2 separate regions of the Homo sapiens genome follow, and region 1 is linked to region 2. A link is a contact called in ENCODE Hi-C or POLR2A ChIA-PET data. All regions are on one chromosome and are shown on one strand. The core of a region is the stretch at or near the end of the contact, and the rest is flanking DNA. Distances in the headings are between cores, read along the strand shown. Region 1 has its middle 47 kb from the start of AXIN2. Region 2 overlaps RGS9 (regulator of G protein signaling 9).

Evidence for each region. A loop is a pair of places that touch in the nucleus more often than their neighbours do. ChIA-PET counts read pairs that join two places held with the same protein, here RNA polymerase II (POLR2A). Pooled maps may share reads with other maps.
Region 1: a pooled map shows a loop between it and region 2 (4-fold over the local background). The contact joins two enhancer-like sites. A Hi-C loop is called at or near these places in 8 of 50 pooled maps. POLR2A ChIA-PET finds 5 or more read pairs at or near these places in 2 of 52 experiments (HepG2 and activated CD8-positive, alpha-beta memory T cell).

Annotation. Positions count from the first base shown.
Region 1 is chr17:65,512,608-65,516,144 of GRCh38, reverse strand. No RefSeq gene overlaps it. Among named protein-coding and RNA genes, the nearest start is that of AXIN2, 47 kb to the left of the region's middle. Within about 2 kb of position 1,387, at least 2 of the 41 ENCODE cell types and tissues checked have a DNase peak (open chromatin) inside an H3K27ac peak, as active enhancers do.
Region 2 is chr17:65,226,613-65,230,508 of GRCh38, reverse strand. RGS9 (regulator of G protein signaling 9) reads right to left here. Exons shown (of 19, transcript NM_003835.4): 19 at 2,806-3,234. The coding sequence ends at 3,102. Among named protein-coding and RNA genes, the nearest start is that of RGS9, 91 kb to the right of the region's middle. Within about 2 kb of position 1,573, at least 4 of the 41 ENCODE cell types and tissues checked have a DNase peak (open chromatin) inside an H3K27ac peak, as active enhancers do.

The sequences.
Region 1 (3,537 bases), core at 138-2,637, 290 kb before region 2:
AATCCTGCCAGCAATCTCGAAAAATGCATAAACACTGGAATGCTCCGTCGGAGAGGGAAGGAGAGTTCAAAGGGACTGGGAGAGTTTTCATGTAAAGTTTAGAGTTTAAGGCGTGACTGTTGGCTATGGAGACTCAGCGTTTGAACTCTTGTTTATTAAAAACAGTTTCCCAGCCATTCAGCGGGTTCCCAAAGACAAGAGAAATGCAGACTTTTGCAGGGAAGAAGGTTGAAAGGCTTCATTGATTCCTACCTAGGGTTTTCCCCGCCTGCTCTTTTGTGCTTGTTTGCTGTCTTTTCTTTTCTTTTTTAATTTATTATTATTTTTTTGATCAAGTTTTAAAAGTCCCACTATCAGAGGGAGGAGGCCGCAGAGAGAGGTCTCCTCCCCGAGCCCCACCCAGGAGAGCAGGTTGCCCTGCCCCGCTGTTGGCTGTTGTGCTGGGAGGCTGGGGACTGCGCTGGTGATGCTTCCACCTCCAGGTTCTTTAGAGGCAAAGGCTGTGGGCTGGATTCTGGGCCCAGCTCTGGCTTGCTCAGAGGGTCTCCTGGCTGTGGGGTTCTCCACTTCTCTCTGCTCTTCCTTGTTTGCCTGGGGTAATGGAGGCAGCTTAGGCTCTCCTACATACGCCCTCAGATGGGGCTCAGAGAAGGCCTTCAACTTTCCAGGTCTCATTTCCAAGCCCAGGGACACGGGCTGGTATCTTGTAGTGACCCAACACTGTTCCTAAAATCCCATTTGACAGATGGTTTAGCTGGGCGCAGTGGCTCACGCCTGTAATCCCAGCACTTTGGGAGGCCGAGGTGAGCAGATCACTTGCGGTCAGGAGTTCGAGACCAGCCTGGCCAACATGGTGAAACCCTATCTCTACTAAAAATACAAAAATTAGCCAAGCATGGTGGTGTGCACCTGTAATCCCAGCTACTTGGGAGGCTGAGGTGGGAGAATTGCTTGAACCTGGGAGGTGGAGGTTGCGGTGAGCCGAGATCATACCACTGCACTGCAGTCCAGGTGACAGAGTGAAACTCCATCTCAAAAAAAAAAAAAAAAAAAGGTGGTTTAAATAAAATCCATAGAGGAACCCTCAAGCCACAGAACTGTCTCTGGCTCCCAGCTCTCTCCCAAGCGTCAGCAAAAGCTGAGCCACACTTGGATATCTGGTTGAGCTCCTTGTTCCCCATATCAGGAAGAAGTCAACTTTGCCTCACAGGTCAGTCTGGCCCCCAGAAAATGAGAGACAGTTCAGGGCAGAGCCACTTCTCATGGGCAACTCTGGCCTCTGGGAAATGTTTCTCTCCATCCACCCTGACCTTGCCAGCTTGGAGAAGCAGCCAGGAAGTAAGGGGCAAGAAGCGCTGGGCAGGATGCCTCAGCCCTGCCTGGCACTCACGCTGGGGCCCTTAAGCAAAACGCCTCTGTCTTCTCCAGCTTGTTGCAGGATGACGAATATCTGAAGCACATCACACAGGGACTGTGGCCAAACCCTCCCTGAATTAGGGCTTCTCTGTCCTTCCTTTGAGAACGTGGCTAAGGTCTCACCCAACTCTATACTCTCATTCACCTTTATTCTATGTGAAGAACAGGTTTTTAAACTAAATATTTTGTTTTGTTTAACCAGAAGCCCCCAGGCTACATTACAATTTTTTATTAAAATACTGTATGGAACCTATCCAGGCTCCCCACCCACACCCCCTTGGCTTTTTTTCATGGGAAGATGGATCGTCAGGGCAATTCCAACTGTCTTCATGACATAAGAGGAAAAAAATCACCAATTTCAAACCACAACGTTCATGTTCACACCCACGTGCATTCTCTCTTCCATATGAATTTCACTTCTCTCTGAGTCAGAGGCAGTGATGTGCCGGCAAACACTTCACGCCTGGCTCTCCAGGGGAACAAGCCCTGATGTGTCACATTTGCCAATTTCCATGGTGTAAAGACTTCCACCATGGTCGATTTCCAACTACCAACTTGAGGTCACTAAACTGGGAGTTTGGAAGAGAAGACCACGATCAGCTCTCAGAAGCCAGTGTGAGCTCATTCCAACTCACGACTGAGAAGGACTCCAAAACTGGTGAGTTTCTGAGAGGATTCTGATAGAAGCTGCCTTCTCTTCACAGTACCCTCATTCCAAAAGACTGCATCCTAGCTAAAAGGCTAAATAGTCTTTTGGCTTTATTTATTTATTTATTTTTGAGACAGAGTCTCACTCTGTTGCCCAGGATGGAGGGCAGTGGCATGATCTCAGTTCACTGCAACCTCTGCCTCCCAGGTTCAAGCGATTCTCCTGCCTCAGCCTCCCGAGTAGCTGGGATTACAGGTGCGCACCACCACACCTGGCTAATTTTGTATTTTTAGTGGAGACCTGGTTTCACCATGTTGGCCAGGCTGGTTTTGAACTCCTGATCTCAGGTGATCTGCCCACCTCGGCCTCCCAAGGTGCTGGGTTTACAGGCGTGAGCCACTGTGCCTGGCCTTTTGGCTTTATTAAACCATCAATGGATGTAGAAATAAAAGCATAAAGAATGTGTCATTGAGGCACGGGTTATTAACACTCGTTTTATCCTTTCTTTGTACCAGGCACCATGCAAATAGCACATGTGCAAATGGCTGTGTGTGTCTCCATACACACACATGTGTATGTATGTAATAATATGATACTATAATACTATTGGCTGACAGGGAGGTTTCTTTGTTCTTGCTACTCTGTTGGTTCCACTCTCCTCAAATTCCTATTAGAAAACATGGATTCAATTTTGTGGGATGTGTGGGGTTTCCCAATTTCTGTACCTAAGGTCTCATCCAATAAAGAAAATAGCTTCACTACTGAGATGTTTGCTCAGGCTAATTTACAAGGTAGTTAACTGATGGATGGGAATGACAAAAAAAAAAAAAAGTATTTTGAAGTAGCATTCAGAGTAATTTTTCTTTCTTTTCTTTTTTTTTTTTTTTTTTTTGAGACAGAGTCTCACTCTGTCACCCAGGCTGGAGTGCAGTGGCACAATCTCGGCTCACTGCAAGCTCCGCCTCCCAGGTTCACACCATTCTCCTGTCTCAGCCTCCCGAGTAGCTGGGACTACAGGCACCCGCCACCATGCCCAGCTAATGTTATATTTTTGGTAGAGACAGGGTTTCTCCGTGTTTGTCAGTGTGATCTCGAACTCCTGATCTCAGATGATCCACCTGCCTCGGCCTTCCAAAGTGCTGGGATTACAGGCATGAGCCACCATGCCCGGCCAGGGTCATTTTTCTAAAAGTCAATTTTTCCAAGGTATAATTTGTGTAAAATGAAATGCTTCCCTTTTACCACAACCAAGACCTAAAACATTTTCTCCACTCACATGCCCCTTTGCGATCAACCCTCACTTTCCCACCCCCAGCCAGTGGCAATCACCAACCTTTTTTCTGTCACTATAGATTAGTTTTGTCCAGGGTTTCTCAGCCTTGGCACTATTGACATTTTGGGTCAGTAGTGGATAATTTGGATAATTCTTTGCTGTGGGGGTCTGTCATGTACATTAAAGGATGTTTAGCGCA
Region 2 (3,896 bases), core at 324-2,823:
GCCAAACAGAAACTAACTGGTCACTCCCGTCTCCTCTTGCCCCACCTCTTGCATTATGTTATGTTATGTTATGTTACGTTATGTTATGTTAGTGTAACCCATTACCCCCAAAACTGTGTAATAATTCCACTGTGGGAGAGACCAAGTGTCCGCCAATATCCACTCTCCCCATCTTCCTTCCTCTAGCTAAATCTCTAGAAGTTTAACTACTCACAAACTGGCCTAACTGAAGACTACATTTCCCGGACTCCCGTGCAGCTAGCCATGGTCATGTGACCAAAGGCCAACCAATGGGATGTGAATGGAAATGACCCATGCTACTTCCTGGTTGTGAACTTAAGATGAAGCCACCTTCCCACCATTGCCTCTTTTTCAGTTATCCCCTGGGTATGGGCATGGGTGTAGGGGTGGTGAACCAGCTTCAATCACTACCTCAAGGCAGTGGTTCTCAAGCTCACCTGGACATAGACATCACCTGGGAGAGGCGCTAAAAAAAATCCCAGTGTCACAGCTCTGTGCGTGTGCCCTGGACAGCGGGATCTTTCAAGTTTCCCCAGTGGATTCTAATGTCCAGACAAGATGGAGGAGCATCATACTTGTGACCAGGGGATGGGTGGAGCAACAAGATAAAAAAATTTATTGGTTGTTGGATTTTTTTTTCTCTTCCCTGGCCTCCATTCACTTCCAGCCCATGACCTGGACTGCCCTACTGCCTTTAGGCAACTCTGTGTTACAGACAGAAACTCTGTCATGTTTGAACCCACTTCCTCCCTTCTGAGGTCTATTTATTACTGAACTATAGCCTGGACTTTATTTAATCCAACCAGTGGATTCTGGAGCCTTCTGTCATTGACGCTCTATCCATGTGGATCTTAGTTTCCATGTGGGCTTAGTTTCTCTTTAGGACCCTGGGGGCTTAGGAGAGGAACCCTTAAACACTGATATACAAACCTAGGGTTGAGATTCTCCTTATTTCTTGACATTGGCTGGTAGTAAACTAAGGGTGTGGATTGCTTCGCCTTTCATCTCATTTTAGATCAGCATTGCAAATAAAGGCATCAGGTTAACAGCTCACTCACTCTTCCAAGAAAGGACCAGACTCTCTCACTTACATTCTGGGGGAAAATTTTTCTTAGCCCTTTGTGAGTGACTCTTGTGAGCCCAGTGGAATAGATTCAGTAAAATCTACAATGAGCAATGGTCTTTAAGTATTGAAGCTCTGTGTTTTCCCTACGGGGATTAGCAAATCTAGGTTTCAGCCATGCACCCACCCAACATTCATTTGTAGAAGTGTGCAGAGATGAGTCAGCAACCCCAGTATTTATGGGCTAAATAAGTTGTCAGAGGTTAAAAGCAAGTCAGGGGCTCTTATCTACTAATTGAATTCTGAGGAAGTTGAGGGCTAAAGGGGAGGGGTATAATGAGTGGTTTGGCAAACCACTTGATTTTTTTCTCCTGTGAGGACTTCCTATGCAACTTTTAAGAGCTGTTTTATTCACCGCGTAGCCCTTAATCGCAACCCGCTGTCCAATCTAATTATGATCCCAGCAGTGCCGTTTGGGGCAATACTTCAGAGCATGCGCAGAAACCAGGGACAAGTACATACGCTGTAATCTCTAGTGCGGGGTTTCTCAACAGTGGCACCACTGGTGGTTTGAACTGATAATCTTCTGTTGTGGGAGCTTCTGTGCATTGTAGGATACTTAGCAGCGTCCCTGGCCTTTACCTGCTAGACACCAGTAGCAACCCCCACCCACTGCCGCAGTCTTGATAACCAAAAATGTCTCCAAACACTGACCGGTGTTCCCTAGAGGGCAACATTGACCTGGTGGAGAAACACTGTCCCGGATGAATTCCATGAGACAAGGAGTCCTACTCACAGCAACATCCCCAGCGCCTGTCATAGCGTCTGGCACATAGTAGGGACTCAATAAACACATGTTGAGTGAGTAACTAGGAGGGGAGGTGGGAGGAGCACACCAAAGCCCAAACCTCTAGAATTTCCCACTGGCCTAGTGCAGCGGAAGTGAAAAGGAGCACTCAGATCTCCAACTGCAGGGAGCACGCGGGCTGATGGCCAAGCTGCTGCAGCTCAGGATCCACCAGCATATCCATGCCAAGGTCAGGCTTTCCACGGGATCTCCCAGCACATGACCATGCACCGTGGGGGTACGAATGCAGGGCCGTTCCCAGAGATGCAGGCCCTCTCCAGCAATGACTTTGGCTCAAGGACACCCCAGCAGCCTGGTCAAAACTTTCTTGGACTGCACAAAGGACACCCCAGCAGCCTGGCCAAAACTTTCTTGGACTGCATAAAGGACACCCCAGCAGCCTGTTCAAAACTTTCTTGGACTGCACTGCCATCTAAGACTCTCCCTGCCCAGAGGTCAGACTTGCAGCACGGTCTGGACTGCCCCCCGCCCCGAACCCCCTCAACACTCAACTTCAACTTTCTCCAGCTCTGGCCCTTCCTTTATCTACCACAGGTGTTTTCCCCAACAAATCTCTTGTCCATCGAATCTCACCTTGGTGTCTGCTTCTTGGAGGACCTGAGGCAACACACCTGGCATTTTAGGAGTGTGCCTGCTCCCAGCCCTCTGTCCATTCCTGTGAGATGCCATGCCCCGGGGCATCCCCTGGGGAGCTCTGCTGATGAGAAAAGCATTGTGCACAAACCCATTTAGACAAGGAGAGAGCTCTTGGAAGCGACTCAATGTCCCTTTGTCCAGAAGATTGAAGAAGACGTGAGTTTAACTCATAAATAATAGCTCACAAATTACTAACAAAACCAGACACACACTAACATTCCAAGAAACTTAAAGTTAACCTTTTATTGGTTTTAAGGCAGCAGGGAAAGTCTTCTGGTCCACATGCGTTTCTTCTGCCCAGGGGAGGGAGGGTCAGGAAGAGGAGAAGGAGTTGGCCCCTGGTAACCAGCCAGAGCATTCTTTGCCACAATCTACCCCATCTTGTCTCCCCAATCTTCAAATGTCACCCAAATGCACTTTGGTTCTCGAGCAAGTGTGTCCTGTGGCCCATACCATGGCATCTGTCAGAGCATCTTCCTGGTCCAGAGCCCCCAGCTCAGCCTGCCTCTTTCCTTACAGGCTCTCCCAGGGGCAGATGACCTCCTTTTCTGTGGCCCGGTCACCCGACTCTCCTGTTCCAGCATCCTCCGAGTCCATCAAGCAGGTCCCGCTCCCCGTGGGCACATCCATTTTGATCTGGAAAAAGCTTCAGGTGCAAGAGGAAAGCCAGTAATGTAGGGGCAGGGGCAGGAGGGACTGCACCTCCCCAAATCATCCTGACATCCTTGAAGATGAACATACCAGGTGCATTTGCCAAAGACTGTGGTGGGGGCAGGTATAGCTCAGGGGTAGAGCATTTGACTACAAAGGTTGTGTGTGCAGTGATTGGCTTGGTGGAATCTTTTTATTGGGGATTCATATTTTCATTTTGAATGAAAAATAATTCTGAAGGTGCTTTGTTTTCATTTTTGAGGTGCTCGGATCCCTGTGGTTTTGATGGATTCAGGAGGTCCCTGTAGGACATACCAGGACTTAGTCATCAACCCCTTTAAACTGACTTCATGGGTGCTGGGCACTGTGGCTCATGCCTGTAATCTTAGCACTTTGAGAGGCTGAGACAGGCGGATCGCCTGAGGTCAGGAGTTCGAGACCAGCCTGGCCAAAATGGCGAAACCCCGTCTCTACTAAAAATACAAAAAAATTAGCCGGGCGTGGTGGCATGTGCCTGTGATTTCAGCTACCTGGGAGGCTGAGGCAGGAGAATTGCTGGAACCTGGGAGACGGACACTGCAGTGAGCCAAGATTACACCACTGCACTCCAGCTTGGACTACAGAGCAAAACTCCATCTCAAAAAAAAAAAAACACCC